Linked DNA regions of Mus musculus: regions 1 and 2 are each linked to region 3. The links are chromatin loops, found by intact Hi-C in ENCODE. Cell type or tissue: left cerebral cortex. All regions are shown on one strand. Each heading gives the region's core, and the rest is flanking DNA. Links, peaks and the distances in the headings are about the cores only.

Region 1 (6,880 bases), core at 2,811-5,310, 510 kb after region 3:
TAGGGTCCTTGTACGTTATGTTAACCTAGATGAGCTGTTTCTCTGCACAGAAAGCACTTGGTTCATCTAGAATAAGTGTGTGGAGGGATGAAGCAGTTAGAAGTGCAAGAAACAGCCTATACCTTTTCTATAGCAATAGTCCCTATGTCCTGTAAAATTCTGCAGCATTCACTATATTCTTCAAATGCCATAGTAGGAAGGAGACCACCCTCACACAAATCAAATGGTTCTACATACCCTCACTGCCTGCTGAGAAGATCAGTCTCAGGAGTAACTACTGACAATAAAGCTGGAAGTTTAGATTTTTCTAATGATAGCAAGTGATCAAATAAATTTTTTTAAGTCCAGATATTCCAGTAAAGACTGGATTTCTCTTATAGTGCCCAGGTCAGTGAGCTTAAAATCAGCAGCTGTGGAGTTCAGAGCTCTTTCTCCTTCTCTCTCTCTCCCTCCTTCCTCACCAGCCCTGCCTCGATTTGCTTGTGCATCAAAAAGTGCAGTTGTGTGTCTTTTTCTGGTACCATGGGAAAATGTAGACAAGTGTTTACTTACCACAAACAGTACATAGCCAATGACTTGGGAAAGTTATACCCCATGAGGCTCCCTAAACAACTTGCCAGCAACTCCACTGATCAGAGGTTCTCCTCTCCCTAGTAGTTGTTGCTTTTTACATAACCTTGGAGGGAAGCCCTTAGTGTCTTGTAAAGGCTCTGGAGTTGTCTGAGACTTGACTAGCACTGTTTCCCAAAGGACCCTTTAGTGCGGTGTCCTCTTGGGGACAAACCCAAAGGTAGTCTAAAAGAAGAAAGAGACTATACGACATAGAACCAAAATACAAATACATGTATTTACTCATCTGAAATACCCAGAAAAACTTGTCTGATGGATCAAATGATTCCTTAATACAAATGAGTCAACTGAGTTACCCACGTTAATACAGGCTGAGTAAGCTAAGCCCACTGAGGCTAAATTGCTCAGCTGCCTGGGAAGGTGGTTGGCTGTCTTTTCAACACACACACACACACACACACACACACACACACACACGCACACACACACACTTACACACACACATACAGAGTCTCCTACTATTAAATTAACTAGCTATTAAATCCTCAGTCCAATAATAAATCAATAATTAATAGCCAAGGCACTTGGTTCCATTTTCCTGTATTGCATTTGCCAGTGATACAGAATGGACAGCCGTGTTCTTCTTTTCCAGACATTGAATTGCCTACTCCCACCCTCTTGAGTATGAATATGTTCCTACCTCATTTGCATCTGATTATTAGTGCATTGAAGCTACAGTCACGTATATCCTCTTTATATTCACTGGAAAATTAAATTACAAAAGTTTTTCTACGTTGCAATTTATGTTCAGGCGATTGTTTTTTTGTATTCTGGCAAATATTACGGTCTCCAGAACTTAATGAATTCATGAGCATTGATTCCCAAGGGGGGGGATGGCATGCATACTATATTAGAAAACTGAGAAGCTCAGCCTGATGTCAAAATGTTTTACTTTCTCCCACCCGAGCCTTCCATACACTTGGGAAATCGTGCAGATGCCAAGCAGCTGATGTCTGTAGGCAGCTGTCGATATTGCCTACAGAAGTGGGATGTTTGAGGGGTACCCACAGAAAGCTATGCCTTTCAATGTATCGAGTGATGGATGCTGCAGGATCTAGGTATTTTTTATGCAATCTATTACTTTAAAGGCAAGTCATTGCTCAGTGTCAGTCTTCACTCCTGGCCATTCCCCAGTTCCCGAAAGCCAGAACTACTACCTCTACCAGTAATCAGAAGTCAGAAACTTGCAGCCTACTAATTACCTTCTGTAGTTCTAGCTTTTTTATTTTTACACCAAAATTTAAATATTTGGAAATTTCATAAAACAAGGTCTGTATTTCTATTTCCTTTAAAAGATATGGAGATACTTTGTCACTGAGAGGTTGTCCAGTGTGTTAGACATTTAGGGCTGTTAAGTAATAGCAATCAGGCCTCTTTAAATATTTTTGTTTCTCAGTCTAGATGATAGATTTTTGTCACCTCTTCCTGACACAGAGCACCTACGGCCCTTAAAATTTACCCAGCAGTGAGAGTATTTAACAGATTTTCAAGATACCATAGAATTCTTCCTCTTCTTCTTCTTCTTCTTCTTCTTCTTCTTCTTCTTCTTCTTCTTCTTCTTCTTCTTCTTCTTTTCTTCTTCTTCTTCTTCTTCTTCTTCTTCTCTTCTTCTTCTTCTCTTCTTCTTCTTCTTCTTCTTCTTCTTCTTCTTCTTCTTCTTCTTCTTCTTCTTCTTCTTCTTCTTCTTCTTCTTCTCCTCCTCCTCCTCCTCCTCCTCCTCCTCCTCCTCCTCCTCCTCTTCTTCTTCTTCTTCTTCTTCTTCTTCTTCTTCTTCTTCTTCTTCTTCTTCTTCTTCTTCTTCTTCTTTCTTTTTTTTAATAAAGGCACTTTTGGTGAGCTCCTTGGTATCCACAGGATGGGAACTGATTGGCAACAGTATCAACCATGTGATTGGAAGGTCACAACTTTGAGTTTTACTACCTAACCTCTCTAGGCAGGGGAGGCAGGCTGCAAGTTGCATTAATCACAGTAGTTGGTATTTTTTTGTCACATGCTTATAGAACAAAGCTTTAACGAGAGCCCCAAATAGCAGGAACCAAGGACTTCTAGATAGCAGAACACATGGTGATTCCTAAACAGTGGAACACCTCAGGGTGTAGACAGTTGTGTCTCTTCTGTTTGTGCCTTTATTATCTGCTGCTCATCTCTACACAGGGTAATATTTCCTCAAATGGATAAATGCAATTGCCTTAGCCCTTTTGGCCATTCTAAAAAATAAATCACAAGTTTTGTGAACCCCAAATTTATAAATTCTCAGTGTGAAATATGAGCCATAATCTTAGACTTGTAACCAACAGCTGAAATAGGAATGGACTCAACAGACTGAGTTCTTATTTTCTGGGTCCTGACTTTATCAGAACTGGGTTAAATTATAGCATCCCTGGAAAAGTGCCTAGTGAAAAAAATAGTACCCACTCACTTCTATCTCCCAAAGTGAAGCATTGTGTGGACATTGAACATTGATGTAGGCAACACAGACTTATTTTTCTACTCTCTTGAACTTAGTAATACCCATTGATTGATTTAATCAGAACCTTTGAACTCAAAACCTTACATACATCAGAATCACTCTTGAATTTACATCATCTATCTAATCTCTTTGTCTTACCTCACTGAGTATTTATCCTTCTATCCTTATTCCTCCTGGACAATGCCAAGAAAAAAAATGATGTGTGGCAGAAATCCAGTGATTAAGAGAAAGGTGGTACCCTGGGGTTTGAAGAAAACACCAGGCTCAATGTAGAAAGCCAATGTGCCTTGGCATGGAAGCTTTCACAGATGGGTTCCAGAGTTCTGACTTCTTAGATCTCGCTATAAGGCTTGCTCGAGTACCAGATATCCCTTTGAGCTCATAAAAATGTGTTCGTGCATAAACGTTGGCTATCAAGTCTTTACTACCCAAGGGGCCCACTTATGAGTAAAAGTGTTTTCCTCCTAGCAACAGACTTCAGAGAAGGTTCTTGTTTAGGAGAGTTTAGAACCACCAAGAACAGTGTGATGACCCTCATGACCTCACCTTTAGCATGGCATTGGTGGATGGTTTTGATGGGTGTGTGCTTATACCTGGAAGTACAAGGTTATAGTTCCATTTGAGTGGTGGATATAGACTGCCCAAGGTTGGTAGAGAGCAGGTGCCCTGGCAGAATAGGTAATCTGACTCAGAAAAGAAAATGAGCTTCTAGGATGAGTCAGCTTTGTGCTGTGATCTTCTTCCACCTCTCCACTCAAACTTCATAGCACACCCCATTTCCTTCCAGAGAACGCTGGATGAGGCAGAGAGTATTTTGAGGATATTTTGAGAAAGAAATCTGCCAGGGCATAATTTTTTACTTGTCTCAGCCTGGTGCATTGTAGGAAAGTGTCCGTGCTGCGAGTGGGTGTCTCTGCCTCCTCCAGTCTAGCACCATCTTGACAGAAGCAGTTATTCCAGAGACAAACCCGGAGAATACTCAGCAGTGTTGGGTATGACTTCTGTGTGGTGGGAGTAAGCATCCAACCTGAGGTTATGTGAATATAAACTGTGCTTGTATCTGCAGCCCCATCCTATCAGATGATGACTAATTGCTTTCACCTAGGAAAGCAAATCCTGCTTCACGATTCCAGTGAATCCTGGTCAGGAATAGACTGTGAAGAGGTGACTGTCTCCTAATGTCATATTCTATTTGTAATGCCACATTCTTTTTTTGCTCTTGGTATTTTGCAAAGAGCTCCCATCACTTACCTCTATCTCTGGTCTAGAAGACAACTCTCTCTCTCCAATCTCTTCATTACCATTTACTTCTTCATGTTTTAACACCTGATATAATCAATAGTTCCACCAACCCCCCTATCCCATCCCCCTCCCTCCCCTACCCATCCACCTACTCCTACCTCCCGCCCTAGCATTCTCCTACACTGGTGCATCAAGCCTTCCCAGGACCAAGGGCCTCTCATCCCATTGATGTCTGACAAGGCTATCCTCTGCTACATAGCAGCTGGAGCCATAGGTCTCTCAATGGGTAATCTGGTTGGTGGTTTAGTCTCTGGGAGCTCTGGGGGGGGGGGGTCTAGTTGGTTGATATTGCTGTTCTTCCTATGGGTTGCAAACCCCTTAATCTCCTTTAGTCCTTTCTCTAACTCTTCCATTTGGGACCCCGTGCTCATTCCAATGTTTGGCTGTGAACATTTCCCTCTGTATTTATCAGGCACTAGCTTCTCTGGAGACAGATATATCAAGCTCCTGTCACCAAGCACTTCTTGGCAACTGTAATAATGTCTGAGTTTGGTGTCTGTATATGGGATGGATCCTCAGGTGGAGCAGTATCTGGATGACCTTTCCTTCAGTCTCTGCTCCATACTTTTTCTCTGTATTTCCTCCCTTGAGTATTTTGTTCCCCTTTCTAAGAAGGACTGAAGCATCCACACTTCGATCTTCCTTCTTCTTGAGCTTCATGTGGTCTATGAAATGTATCTTGGGTATTCCAAACTTTGGATTAATATCTACTTATCAGTGAGTATATACCATGTGTGTTCTTCTGTGATTGGGTTACCTCATTCAGGACGACATTTTCTAATTCCATCCATTTGGTAAGAATTTCATGAATTCACTGTTTTTAATAGCTGAGTAGTACTCTATTGTGTAAATGTACCACATTTTCTGTATCCATTCCTCTGTTGAAGGACACCTGGGTTCTTTCCAGCTCCTGGCTATTATAAATAAGGCTGCTATGAACACAGGCAGAGGAACTAGTTATAGACAATAAAATAGGAAGAAAAACTTCTGACATGTGCTTACACAGTTGTCCATTATATGAATCTATTATTCATCTTATGAAGATATTTGGCTCCAGAATCCTTCACAGGAACCAAAATATCAATATTTTAATATCAAATGCCATAGTAGTCACATATAGCTTATATACATCCCCCTATATTCTCTAGATCTTATATACTTATAGATGACTTATAGGAAACAACCCAAGACAAATGCTGTGCAAATGATTATAATACTATATTGCTTAAGGAATAATGACGTAAAATAGGCACATTAATATATGCAGTCCTCATTGTCCATAATCCCTGGCATACAACCCATTTATAACAAAGGGCTGACTATATGTATACATATAAGTGTTTGTGTGCACCTGTATTTATTCAATAGATTACTCGGTGGACACATTTCCCTGGACTTCATGATTATTTCCTCTCCATGGCAAAAATGGATATGAGATTTCTAGGGTTGTAGTAGACATGATTGACTTTCAAAGAAAGCCACGTGGAATAGATGGTGGGGCAGAATGGCTGAAGGAACACAGCTGTGTGGCAATGCTTCTACTAGTGTTCTAGGGTTGTCTCAGCCCTAACCTTTCATTAGATTACCTGCATTATAAGATAATAGTCTGGGGGGACGAGGGAGATCATTCAGCAGTTAAAAGTATTTGCCATTCTTTCAGGGGACCTGAGCTTGGATCTTAGAGCCCACGACAGGCAGCTCACTACCTTTACTTACTCCAGCTCTAGGGCATTCAATACTGCCTTCTAGCTACTACAGATACACACACACACACACACACACACACACACACACACACATGCACTTAATAAAAGTATCTTTAAAAGTAGCTATTGGCTTTAGTTTTCTGTTTTCTAATGTTTGTAGGTAGATCTAATGCTAAGGAATGTATAAATTATATCCACTTTTATAGTGAGTTTCTAATAATATTGTCTCAGTCTGAATTGCACAATAAATTCTCTCCCTTACAATTCATATATGGGAGATCTAATTTCTTATGACTAAAAATGTACCCATTTTGAGCTCTCTTCCCAGTCTGGGGATGAAAGGGAAGCCCCCCACTGCCTTGCCCAGATCTACTAATGTTTACCTTCAATTATATCTGTCCCTGTATGCCTGTGTGGAGGTGTGTGCATGAGGATGCAGTTGCCATATGTCAAAAAAGATATCGGTTCCCCTAGAACTGGACTCATAAGTGGTTATAAACTGCATGTTATGTGTGCTGGGAACTAATTCAGGTCCTCTGTAAGAGCATCCTGAACTTCTTAGCCATCTCCCCAGCTGCAATTTTGGTGCTTTAACATCCACTCAATCTGTGGCTTATGGCATCCCTGACAAACTACCAGAGAAACATGATTCCTCCTAGTTGTAGTACATGGAGAACAGTATCTGACTCTTAAGTCTCTCACTATCCTTGAGAGGTGAGCATGCTGATAAGCTGCCTGTTTGTTCCCCAATGTTGTACAGTGAGCATAGTAG
Region 2 (6,880 bases), core at 2,127-4,626, 900 kb after region 3:
GGATGTGACCCAATTATTTTATGCATAAAAAAACATAAAATTGGATTTCACATATTCTTTGTTTATAAAATATATTTGCATTCTCTTTCTGAAAAAAAAAAGTACTTAAAACATTCTCCAGGCCACTGGATTCGATAATGGGAAAATGGTAGGGAGACGGGGAAATCAAAAGCCCTATGATAAGCATTGAAACCAAGTAGAAATCTAAATAATTTTGTGTGGAGTGTGGTTGTAAAATTGATGAACAATACAAATATAGAATAAGAAAAAGGAAACAGAAAGACATAAGGAGTAAGAAATGCTGGTTAAGGAAGTCAAAAGCTTTTACAATGGCTTAGCTCTTAAATAGTAATAGATATAAAAATGTTTTCTAAGATGTCTAATACTCTTAATTAAAAACAGAATATTAACTCTAAAATGGGAGGTTTTCAAATTTGTGAGGTATAGTAAATTATGAAATGTGTTTCACAAAAGTGCAATTAAAATGACTATGAGGCACAAAGTTTAATAACATCTATTAATGCCAAAATTATTTATATGCCCTTCAAATCTCTAGTATTCTTATTTGTCACTTAATTTATTTGAGCAAAGACTAAAAATACTTACTGAAATATCCTACCATGGTTGTGGCCTTGTGACACAACATAATTTATGCATTTTTGATGTGTATTCCAGGTCATTTTTGTGAAGTAATTTATGTTGAAAAAGAGAGAGTATTTGACTTACCTCTCACTTCACTACAAAGGTGACCATGGATGAAGGTAAAGGATGGAGCCTCAATAAGAAAAAACATTAAGGTTTCATCTGGGAAAACAAGATATTAGAAGTCAAGGAAAGAGGATTGGTAAAGTACAGATACCCAAGGCTAGGGGTGAGGGAAGTATAGGAGAAAAATAAGTCCTGCTGGGAAGTCCAGGAAAGGTTACCTCAGGATGCTCAGATAGGCTTACAACCAGAGCTGAGTACAAGTACTAAATGCCAACCTGTTTGGGATAAGCGGCATACCCTGCCCAGTGGCAGGCCTGAAGAGAGTGACAATGATCACAGCAACAGCCAAGCCTTCCCAAACAAGAGGGAATTCTCCGACAGCTTCCTCCAGTCTCCATCCACACCATCAGTTCTCCTGATCACAATCAGAAGTGTGTTGCTCTTGAACTACAGATCCTCATCAACCTCCACAGTTGTTAGTCTATCCTTTATAGTAATGTACACATATTAACATACATATATAACATATAGTATGTATCTTAATTAGGTTTATATTATCAGATAAAACTTGATGGCCAAAAGCAACTTGGAGAACAATTGGTTTATTTCACTTACAGTTCCATATCACAGATCTTTGGCAAAGGAAGTCAAGACAGGAACTCAAGGCAGGAACCTGGAGGCAGGAACTGATGCAGAGACCATGAAGGAACTCTGCTTACTTTTTTGTTATAGCATCTAGGATCACTAGCCCTGAGGCCTCCCACATCAATCATCAACCAAGAAGAGGACCTAGAGACAAGCCAAAGCCAAAACTATATTTTCTTGAATAAGAGTATTTCTTCCCAGATGACCCTAGCTCCTGCTGAGTTGACATAAAAACTTGTCAGCAGTGCATGAGTGTGTGTGTGTGTGTGTGTGTGTGTGTGTGTGTGTTGTACGAGTATATTTTGCAGGCAGGTCTCACTTGTAGGTTTCTGAATTTGTACCTGAGTATTACTGCACTTTTTTCTCCTCCACTAGTTTGCAAAGTTTCTTCAATGTCATAAACGCAACTCAATAAAAGTAAACTGTCTAGTTGGTACTAATTTCTCCATGTTCAATGATGTAAGTAATCCGAGTCTTCAGCAATAGGACCTGACTATCAGATTGTTGGGAGTAGCTAATAGATTTGTCAATAGACCATGATATTTTCTGGGCAAAGGGGGATCTTATCTGTATAATGGAATAGGAAAGAGAATAAAGATTCCATACTTGAGTCCCAACAAAGTGTTGGGACTGAAGGTCCCTGGTAGAGAGTAGTTCTGTGAATTAGAAAGGAATAGAGGTGGGCTATAAGGAAAGGTTGAAAGGAAGGACCCAAGAGACTATTTCATGAAAATGTAGAGATGAAACCTAAATCTCAATGGAAATGTCAGAATGTTCAAGATGCCAGGATCATGAGATGTTCATCAAGGAAAGACACAGTCACAGAATTGGATGCAAACAGAGAGTGTATGCCCTGTACGTAAACAGAACTGGAGTGGTTGTGCCTCTCAAGTCCTTTAGAGTCCAAATGATTTCATCACAAACCCCAGATATCAGCTTTGGAACTACAAGCTTTTGTGTTTCCTGCGATTTATTTTTATCTTGCTTTGGTCCACTCATTTATTGCTATGCCCTCTTTCCCCCCTATTGAAATGGAAATACTTACTGAATGCCGCTGTATACAGGAACCGTGTCATTTCTTTTATGATGTTATAGGGGCTTACAGTTAAGAAATAACATTGACTCTTCAAAGAGGCTTGGATGATGGCATTTTATACAATGTTGAAACTGTTGAAGACTACAGGAACTTTTTAACTTGGTTTGAATGCATTTGGCACTGAGACCATCAAGAGCTTAAGAGATAAGAAGGGAAATGATATGTTGATGGTTTATATCAATTATCAACTTAATAGTACCTGGAGTCACCTTTAAGACAGGTCTCTAAACATATCTGAGAGGATTTTTTTTATATTGGGCTCACTGAGGTGGTTATGTATATGGCACCATCCTACGGGCTAGCCGAATAAAAGCACTCATCTCTTCCTGTTTCCTGGTTGTGGATATGATGTGACTACCAGCCTTATACTCTACCTACCATAACGTTCCTGCCATGATGATCTGTTCCCTGGAACTGTGAGCCAAAAGAAACTCTCTTAAGTTGCTTTTGTTACAGCAATGAAAGAATTAACTAATACATGGGGGAGATAGAACTAATTAATTAAAAAAAACATAGTCATGAAACATCTCCAGATTGAAGGAACCTAGAAAGCTAGGAGGGCTATGTGCACCTGGGGTTCCCAGGCAGGCTCCTCTTGTTATAAAAGACATTATTGGGACTATTAACAAAGCTTCAGATAGATGACTTTCTGTGTAAAAACTGATGTAGGTTGTTAATGCTGGATGACAATCTTTTCCCATGTATTAAAAAGTATTTTAAAATGAAAAAGTTAACAAAACCATACATCAGTGACTTATCAGTGCAGATTTAGAATAGAAAAAGAAACCATTCTTCACAATGAATCAAACTTTACATATATATTTGATATTGTGGATAGGGAGCCAAAGCCGGCAAGCACTTCAAAGACAAACATTAAAAGACTCCAACCCACATGCAACCTGATCAGGGCTTGTCACGCTTACCCACACAGTGAGTGCTGCTAGCCTCAGCTCCAGATGGCCTCCAGGGTGGAGGAGGTACTAAAAGCAGCCACTGACAGCCAGCACTCAACTCTTCTGTTTTGGCACAGAAAGCAACCACAGAAAACGCTTCAACAAACAAGCGTGGCCGCACTTGTGGACACAGCCTATACTCTGCATACTTTGAATAAGGGCTGTGAGTGAGTTACTTTTCCATCACTATGGGTGAATGTCCAACAGTCCCAATTAAATGGAGCAAAGCCTTCGTTCAGATCATAACTTCGGCTGTTTCCAACCCATCATAGAAGGCCTGAAAGAGCGGCTGAATTCATGAGAGCACAATGTAGAAGACTGTTCAGATCACAATGGCAGACCAGGAGGCTAAGAGGAGAGCAGGAGCCTTTAAAGTCTTACCTCATAATGACCCACTTTAGCCCCATCTTCTAAAAGCACCCTAGCCTTCCAAAATGGCACTACCATCTGGGAATAAGAATTCAAAGAATTCAAAGAGTGGGGCACATTTCAGGTTTAAACTGTAAGAAGGTGTTTCTTTATTGCCCAATTAAGTGTGCCTCCAAACCCTCAAAGATCCAGGCTGCTTATTTCCCTTCTCAGGTCTAGAAATCTCTCCTCGTGTTTTGATCATCAAATATGCCATTCCTGGCTAATTTTATATCTCCCACCTGAAGAAACGGGTATCGGTATTATTATTTATTTGTGTTGCTACTTCTTTGAAACGTGTGCGCATTTAAACAGTGGAGGGCTTCTTGCCTTCATAGTTCCCTAGGATATACTGCTGTATTTAATGCTGTTGACATCATTCCATATGATGCTGCATTGTTTACGTGCTGCCCTGAACACCAGCTTCCAATAACTCTCAGAGCTGTTACAAGTGCCTCACTGAGAATGATCATAAATGCAAATCTTCCCAGAGTATACAGGAAAATGTAAATGTTAGCTCATTTTCTGGCCGTCTTAGATTTACAATTGGAATTTTGTAACATAAGTGGAAATGTGTATCTTTCAAGCTATATCTCCTCTTGAACTTTGGAGTCATAATTACTGAGTTCCTGGTATGCAATCTGCTCTTTTGGAGTGATGCCCACCTTCCTATGCTGCTACCTGGGTGGAAGTCAGGCAAGGGGCCATGGTCAGGGTGAGAGAAGCATTTTTCTTCACAGCAGGAATGCCTAGCACTCATTAGACCAGCTTTAAAACCAAAAGGCAGAGCACAGTGTAAGCACATAACACAGAGAAAGAGAACATCACCAAGGAGTCTACGGAGGAAGGGAGCACAGCTCCTAACAGCTGCCCACCCTTTGGCCGTCCTAACACATGGATCAGTGAGGAGTGGCAATGTGGTCTGGGTACCAACATCAGTGCAAAAGATGCCTGCCAAGATAACGCTTGTCTAAATATACTATGGGATAGAGGCAGTACCACAGACAGAATATGTTTGGACTGGAGTTACCATGAGGCTTAACCCCAAGAGCTAGAAAAGAGCCAAGGTAAATTGGAACCATATATTCACTCTTTGACATGCATAGTAGACGTCTATAGACCATATATCACATTGTAGCACCTGTGGCTCAGTCCTAGAAATGACATACTAGGCAGTGGAAGAAAGGCATCTACTAGGATATTCTCTCTGGTATAGGGAAACCCCGGAGAAGTGCAAGTCCTATATCTATTCATGGTATCACTCCAACCTTATGTTTGAGAAAATGGGTTCGATCACCCCAAAGAGGAGATAAAATTCTTGGGTCTATTTGGGTCCTGACCCAGGCTTGCAGCATCCAGCCTAGAATGTATTGCCAGCCCCAACAAAGATGAAGGGGCTAGCTTTCCAAGCCTATATATCAGTCTTTGTCACATCCCAAGGAAATTATCACAAAATATAGGACAGATTGAATTATAAGAGACAGACCAGCACCATTGGGTGCCAGGGGTTGAAGTTATTAATTTCTGCCTAGAAAAAAAATGAGATTAGCTGAGTGAATTTAAGCTGAGCCTTTAAGCAGAGATGACCTGTGAACATCTGGCTACAGTCAGCAGAGGAGCTACATGCTGGAGGAACAGACAATGACTTCCCTTTGAGAAAAGGAAGGTTGAATAGTGAACTTATGTGGCCATTTGGGGGGTCAGAAGTACATCAGCCCACGAATACTAGAAAATTCCGGGAAGGCCTAAACATTGCATTAAGAAGGTGTCTGAGAAACACTGAAGCGAGAAAATAATTTGAGGGCAAAGAGTTCATCAGAGAATGGCAGAGGCAAAATGAGATGTCAGTTATGTGTCATGAAGAAAACATTCTGAGAAATGCATCATTGGGTGACTTTGTCATTGTGCAAACACCATAGACTATACTTAATGTATATAATATAGCCAACTACACACAGCACATAGCCTAGCTGTGTGTGCATACACATATGTCTGTGTTTGCATAAATAAACTTGTGTATATTTATGAACATCTATTATTTTTTCATCATGGCCCTAGGTATAATAAAATAAAAATATGAGTAAAATGAGATTTATGATGCAATCAATAAATGTAATAAAAGACTGAAAGGATGGATCTGTGGGTGAAGGGGCTTGCCACCAAGACTCATGACCCAAATTTCATCCCCAGGCCCCACAGAGTGGAATGTGAGAACCAGTTCCCACAGGTTATTCTCTGACTTTCACACATGCTCTGTGGCATGCAGACACAATCCATGAATAAAATGCAATAAAAACATTGTAGAAGATACCAAGTCAACATGTAATGCTTAAGGCTGTTGCCAGTCTAGCATGACATACTGTTTTATACTAAACTGTTCCTTAAAAAGTAGGCACATACTTAAATACTTAAAAAAAAGTATAGTATAGTAATCACATAAGCAGCAACACAATTATCATTATATTATGCACTATACACAGTTGTGTGTGCTACACTTAAGGACAACTGTCAGTGAATGGGTTTATTACACCACTGTTCCCATGATACTCACAAGTGATGTTTCTCTGGGTGATGGTGTTTTGAAGATTGGTGTCACCAGGTTCCATTGTAATTCAATAAGGCTGCTGTTCTATACCATTGTGGTACACACTGTGATGTCTTTAAAGTGCCATTTTAGAAACAATGCAACTCTATCCTTTACTAACATCACAAGTATGGCAGTAAGTCCTTGAAAGTACTCAATAGGTCAAAGAATGGAATGGATCTTCCCTGAGCATACAGGCAATAGAGAGTGAGTGCATTTGAAACAGAAAGAAAGAAAAGAAAGAAAGAAAGAAAGAAAGAAAGAAAGAAAGAAAGAAAGAAAGAAAGAAAGAAAGAAAGAAAGAAAGAAAGAGAGAGAAGGGGGAGAAAGGGAGGGATGGAGAGGGGGAAAGAAAGAAAGCAGAAAATGGAGGGATGGAGGGAGAGAGAGAAGGAAGGAAGGAAAGAAGTAAGGAAGGAAAGAAGGAAGGAAGAGAGGTAGGGAGGAAAGACAGAGGGAGGGAGGGAGGAAGGAAGGGAGGGAGGG
Region 3 (6,880 bases), core at 2,906-5,405:
AATTTGTGATGCTGCCAATTGGAATTTGCAGCAGATGGCCTTGGTACTTAAATTACAATGGACTCTTCATTTGTCCAGAGGGGATCTTTCTAGGAGAAAGACTTTTCCTGTCATGGGCTGTCATGTCCCTTGCCTACCCCCATTTCCCATCTCACCCTCCAATTCATATGTGGAAGCTAAACTCTCAACATGACAGGGTCTGGAGACACAACTTTTAGGTGGTTTGAGGTCAAACGAGCTCATTAATGAGGCCCTAAAATAATGGGACTGGCACTGCTAACACACACACACACACACTTATATACAAAACCCACATAAGACAAAGGGAATTGGTAGCCTTTTGCAAGCCAAATGGGGAGCCCATCCTGGACCTTAGCCCTGCCAGTCCTGAGATCCTGGATTTGTGGCCTCCAGGACCATGAGAATACATGTATTGTTGGATGAAAACCCAGGTTTATACCTTTTTGAAATTATGACAGCCAAAGCTAACTAATGCAGCCTCCTTGGCTCGACAGCTTTGCCTTAACAGTTGTTAATATACAGCAATTTGTGTTTAGTTATGTATGGCCATTTCAGAGGATTCCTCAAAAAAAGATATGATGTGTGCCCTGAAGTGCTGACAGAACCCTGGCTAATTGTCAGATTGCTTCCCTCATCTGCTGCCCAGCCCTGGTCACACTGTATAGCATCTTTTTACCTATCCTCTGTGTATCGATACATGCTTCAATGTGTGAGAGTATATATATGAATAATAGAACTGTGCTTGTATGTATGCATGTGTACATGTGAACTTAGGAATATACAGGTGTATATTGACATGTATATGAATGTGCATATGTGTATATGTAGATATGTGCATGTGTACAGAGGTGTGTTAATGTTCATATATATGTAGAAGTATATATACTTATGAATATGTATGTAGATGTAGATGTGAATATATGTACAGGGATATGTATATGCATATGTATACATTGATGTATGTATATAATTATGCACAAAAGTGCATATATGTATATTGTGTAGTGTGTCTGTGTACAAGCATGTATATATATGCATATATACAAATATACACATATATACATTTATACACATATATACACATATATACATATATATATATACACATATACTTATACTCACACACACATATATATTTAGATGTGTGCATTTAGTAATGTTTGTAGGGGGTATATATTGCATTTGTATGTATATCCTATTGTTTTAGATAAACACTCAGAGCTACAGCATCACAGTTTGAGACCCTCTCCAAGGGTGACAGACCCCACCTTTGTTGAGTGAGCCTCATGCAGAGAAGGCCTCTAAGATCCTGCCCACGGTCTGTGTTCTGCCCCCCACCCTGTTCTATTCCTTCAGTCTGAGGTGGACAGGTGATAGAGAAGACTAGTTTTATCTTCTGTCTCCTAGCAACTATCCTTTGCAGGTGAGATGAAGGTCCAGAGATCGTAGGTCAGGTGGGAAGCCCAGCTCCTCAGGGCTAGTTGGATCCTTCTTGTGTTTGTATAACAGAGGGGGCAGGGGCAGCTCTCATTATTTAGCTGTGTAATTTGTGTTGACAGACTGGACGGGGATGTTTCATCAAGCAATTACACAAAGGAGTCTGACTTGTTCCAAAACACAAAGGCGACAGGCAGCATAAATTAATGTGCACATGTGCTCCTGCACCCCAAGCTTGTGCTAACCATGCACAGCACAGGGAGGCTGGGGCATCGCTTTCTCCTGAGATGGGAGTTGCTTTCTGTGAGAAGAAAAGGTAGAAAGTCTTATTTCCTGGCAAAGAAGAGGCAGCTCAAGCGAGAAGCAACCATCCCACTAAGGATCCCTTGGGGTCTTGGCCTTGTCTCTCACACAATTGGGACAATCTTATTTCAGCTGTCCCTAGTGAGAGGAGGCTCCAGACAAGTCATCTCTGCCTCTCTGCTGCCTTTGATGTTCACTGGAAGTAGATGTCACCTAGGTGAAGATCAAAGGTAGCCTTGGAGGAAAAACAATGTCACAAAAGGCTGCTGCTTTCCCATCTGAGGCTGGAAGGACAGGTGGGGAATGAAAGGGGCTGTCCTCTTGCCTGCTTTGTCAGAATGGAAGGGGAGACCGTAGCTTTATGTTCTCTCTGCCCTCTACCTCCCTCTCTTGCTTGCCCTGCCCTTACTTCTTCTCCTTTTTGCTTCTTAAAGGAAGATTTTTCTGGGAGGTTGAGTGATCACATGCAGAGAACTAGCATCAGCAGATACAAATAAGAGGCAGGAACTCTTATGCTACACACACACACACACACACACACACACACACCACACCACACACACACACACACATTTCAACCTGAAGGGAATCTGGACCACAAGCTATGGGCAGATGTGATGAACCATTACAAGGGAAACTTAAAGCTATCCTGCTTTTAGAACAACATATACCACCCACCCCTCCCTTGCCCACTCCCTTCTTTCATTCCTTTGTAATTTAACCACGATAGTACATTTGTTCTTTGTACAGAAGAAACAGGAAAACAAAGAATCTTCTAGGAAATAATAATTTTTTTATATTTAGGAATGTATTTTTGGTTGTGAGCCTAGCCTTTAATGGCTAAGCCAGATGGAACACAGGACCCCCAATGGAGAAGCTAGAGAAAGCAACCAAGGAGCTGAAGGGGTCAGCAACCCTATAGGTGGAACAACATTATGAACTAACCAGTACCCCGGAGCTCGTATCTCTAGCTGCATATGTAGCAGAAGGTGGCCTAGTCGGTCATTACTGGGAAGAGCGGCCCCTTGGTATTGCAAACTTTATATGCCCCAGAACAGGGGAATGCCAGGGCCAAGAAGCAGGAGTGGGTGGGTAGGGGAGCAGGGCGAGGGGAGGGTATAGGGAACTTTCAGGATAACATCTGAAATGTATATAAAGAAAATATCTAATAAAAAAAATAGAAATATATTTAACATCTCACTAAAGATTAAGTAAATGTTTTGCACATGTGCTTCAGTCTGCTTGACGCTTCTTGTTTGGTGACTGCTGCAGTGAATGTGGCATAGGTTACACCTCCCAGGTTCTAAACCTGGGTGGGGGTGGAGGTGGGGCTACATTCTTTCCACAAGGCCTTTGGGACACACAGTCAAACAGAATCAGGTTTCTGCTGAGCGTCCCCATTGTGTTAGAAAAATATTCCTTGAAAAGTCCTTATGGGATAGCATGATATGTGCTAACATTAAGCAATCTGCTCAGCATTGTAGGATTTGGAGAGGAAGAAATCAGCGATTGAGTAGATGTGAATACCTGGTCAATTTAAGACCACTGAGGTAATTTAGAACATCTTCCTTCTTAGACTACAGTCCCAGACACAAGAGACTCATTCCCATTTTGAGAGGCTGACAAGGATGTTTGTGGGTGGATTTGCAGAACGGGGACTCCAACACCTACTTTCAGATGCTTGAGGCAGCGATGTAGGGGGAGACATTTTATTTTCTCCCTACGGAAGTCCTGTTTTGCTTGCCCTCTGTCTCTTAAGTCTATAGTCTTCCATCTGCTTGGGTGGGAGCGGATGTGTCTGGCAGCCCTGGGATAGAATCATTTTTAGTACAATAGGAGTCTGACATTTTTGTGATCCCACAGATTTTTCTTAACCCCCCATAAGTCTTTGTGTGAGTCCAGCTCAATGCCAACTCTGGAGGAGGGATATGGATTGGCTGTTGTTGGGGGCGGATAGTTTCATATTGTAGCAGAAAACACATTGGAGGTAACCTTCAAGACAATGGAATGACAGGTACATGTTCAGTGAACAGGAAACACTCTTAGAACAGAAGTACATCTGGAAGGATTCTTGAAGAGACTGCTTTTAAGAAAAGGAGGAAGAGAGGTCATTCCCATTGAGTGGGATGTGGGAGGCTTCCAGGATTCAATAGCAATAGCCTTAGCCAAAATTCTCAACAGTGGGGAGATGGAACCGGAAGAGACCACCTCCAGTGGACAAATATGGCCTACCATGGAGAGATGGAGCCACCCACTCATCTTCAAAAATTTTGACCCAGAATTGTTCCTGTCTAAAGGAAATGCAGGGACAAAAGTAGAGCAGAGAATGAAGGAAAAGCCATACAGTGATCAGTCCAACTTGGGATTCATCCTATGCGCAGGTACCAAACCTGACATTATTACTTATGGAATGTTGTACTTACAGACAGGAGCCTAGCATGGTTGTCCTCTGAGACGCTCTATCAGCAGCTGACTGAGACAGATGCAGATACTTACAGACAACCATTGAACTGAAGTCAGGGACCCCCTATGGAGGAGTTAGGGTAAGGACTGAAGTAGCTGAAGGGATGGCAACCCTATAGGAAGATCAGCAGCATCAACTGATCCGGACCCCCTCAGAGCTCCCAGAGACTATTCCACCAACCAAAATGCATACATGTGCTTATCTGTAGCCCTCAGCACATATGTAGCAGAGAACTATCTTGTCTGGCCTTAGTGGGAGAAGATGTGCTTAACCCTGTCAAGATGCTCCAGGGAAGGGGGATGCTAGGGAGGGTGAGGTAGGGAATGTGAGTATGTAAGGGTGTATGTAGGGGTTTGGGGGAGCACCCTCTCAGAGAGGCAAAGGGGAGGGGGTGAAGAACTCTAGAAGGGGGGACCAGGAAGCGGGGCAACATTTGGAATGTAAACAAATAAAATAATTTAATAAAAGAAAAGAAAAGGAAAAGGAGGAGGAATGGATTAGATAATAAGAAACCAATCCATAATGGAAAGCCCCAGCCCCGGGAGGTGATAAACCTTCAGAGTTCCAAAGTGACATCAGAGTACAGTGACTGTGTTCTTGTTTCAGCCAGTCACTGGCTATATAAACCTTCTAGAAGAGGGAGTGATGGTTGATAAATCAGTTCTCTGAAGCTAGGGTGGTTCCTAGTGATGGTACTATGAGCAGCGATGTTCCCAGGAGCAGAGGAACAGATGTTAAGAGGAAAGACCAGAGAGGTAGCCTGGTGCATGAAAGCACAGCACTGTCTATCAAGTCTGATATCCCAAGCTCGCACTTACTGGGTCTCACACATTGGATTGAGAGAATCAACTGCTAAAGACCTTCCCAAGCTCACTATGTCATGCATCTACTTATATCTCTCCTCCCTACGGGAAATAAATAAATAAATAAATAAATGTTAAACAAACAAACAAACAAACAACAAAAAGGAAGAGGATGAAGGTTGAAGGTGGAAAACCCCACAACTGTCTCCTTTTGTGAGCTCCATTTGGATTCTGGATTCCTCACTTGGAAACAGATTCTCCAAGATTCAATTTACTATGCTTTTCTAGGGCACTTCCAGGCAAAGAGCAAACCACAGCTCTAGTTCTTCAGCTGATCTTGAAGCCATAATTGATGCTTTCTATCTCTGTACTTTGTCTCCCATTCTAGTTTCTTGTTGTCTTGGATAGACAATATAAGTTGTGCCAGGTGGCTTGCTGTTTGGAGATCAGATTTTGATCCTCAAGGCACCTGAGACCCTAAGTATCATTCTATATGTTGGATGTGAATTTATCACTAAACCTGGGCATGTGAGCAGCAAGAGATGCCTCAGAGGATCAGTGTGTTTGCAGAGATATTCTTCCCTGCCCTGCTGTCCAGCGGCAGCTGATCTAACATATATTAGAATGATTTTTCCCCATTCTGCTAGCATTCCGTGATTAGCCAGAAGGATCTTCATACATATAGCAGCTTAATTTTCAACATAATCTCAATTAGACTAAATGAAGAATTTTCCCCATCTGAGACACAGCATATAAAAACAAAAACAAACGAGAGCCTAGGACTATCGGCTTGGCTTGGTAGCATGTTTGATTATAGTTATTTGGTATAGCTTCCTTACTTATCACTTTGTATCTATAGGTGACATAGGATTATATAACACTCATTCTTTTAGGATTTGTCCTGTGTACAGAAGATAGTGACATTTTCAAGTTGTTACTTCACTTATTTAAATTATTTTTGACAGGATTTTACTGTGCAACCCTGGCTACCTTGAACTCCTAGAGCTCTGCCTTCATCTGTCTCCCAAGTGAAGCAATTAAAGGCATATACTACCATGCCTTGATTCTTTGAGAGGCCATTTTATCACTCCGAAGGACTGTGATTCCTAAAGACATGGCAGGTGACAGGACCAGTGGATTCTATTACCACTACACCACTTCCCCCATCCCCATTATTTGGGTCCTTTGGCCTAATAAAATGTCTCTTGCAATTTTATTTCAGCTGATGAAATCCTCCTGAAGTCTATAGACAATTGAATTAACCAAGACCCTAGGGATAAAAAAAGCAAGTTTGTACTTGCCATGTGTGTTGATATTTGTCAAATGGAATCATTGCACCTTCTGGGTGAAAGGTGCCCAGAGCAGTCAACTTGTTATCAAGCACTTAGTTCATATTGGCAAAAGCCAAATATGGAGCTCAGCCTTAGTTCTGTTGCTGGCCAGGTGAATATACAATAGCAGCTGTACCAATATTAGCCTCAGCCAGTGGAAGTCCACCCTGATGGGCCTGTATTCTTTCGTGCCTGCCCCTTGGTATGTCCTTTGTAGTAGCAATACAATATTTATTCATAGCAAATACAGTCTTATGATAAAAATCATTCCACCTATCTTATTGACTTAGAGTTGCTATTTAATGGCCATATTATGGTGCAAGATCACCACACTCGATATCTTTTCCCATGGGTCCATTCTGCTAAGTCTTCCTTGAACTAATATTTAAAACTTTATTCTTTTAAGGTTCAGCTAGCTCTACTCAAATTCACTCTAAGTACAGGAATGATTGTACTCTGGGCTCCTTCTCTGTCCAAGGTAGAAGACCTGATTCATCAGACAAGTGCTGTCAGTTGGGACA

Evidence for each region. Hi-C counts contacts between places; a loop is a spot of excess contacts. Peaks named below come from ENCODE experiments on the same cell type or tissue, not always from the same donor. Only the 100,000 strongest peaks of a DNase experiment are listed, where the experiment ranks them.
Region 1: it touches region 3 in a loop (15-fold over the local background); 2 of 42 quality-filtered maps call a loop at or near these places.
Region 2: a loop joins it to region 3, with 12 times the contacts of the local background. A loop is called at or near these places in 2 of 42 quality-filtered maps.

The regions. Positions count from the first base shown.
Region 1 is chr14:71,725,861-71,732,740 of GRCm38, reverse strand. The region is part of intron 1 of Gm34819 (a long non-coding RNA gene); the gene reads right to left. Among named protein-coding and RNA genes, the nearest start is that of Gm34998, 41 kb to the left of the region's middle. In left cerebral cortex, for the core only: no CTCF peak of the experiment used is centred there; a DNase peak (open chromatin) is centred at 4,012; H3K27ac peaks cover 1,784 bases.
Region 2 is chr14:71,334,947-71,341,826 of GRCm38, reverse strand. No RefSeq gene overlaps it. Among named protein-coding and RNA genes, the nearest start is that of Gm41203, 82 kb to the left of the region's middle. In left cerebral cortex, for the core only: no CTCF peak of the experiment used is centred there; a DNase peak (open chromatin) is centred at 3,413.
Region 3 is chr14:72,235,151-72,242,030 of GRCm38, reverse strand. No RefSeq gene overlaps it. Among named protein-coding and RNA genes, the nearest start is that of Gm41205, 54 kb to the right of the region's middle. In left cerebral cortex, for the core only: no CTCF peak of the experiment used is centred there; DNase peaks (open chromatin) are centred at 3,472 and 3,914; H3K27ac peaks cover 1,121 bases.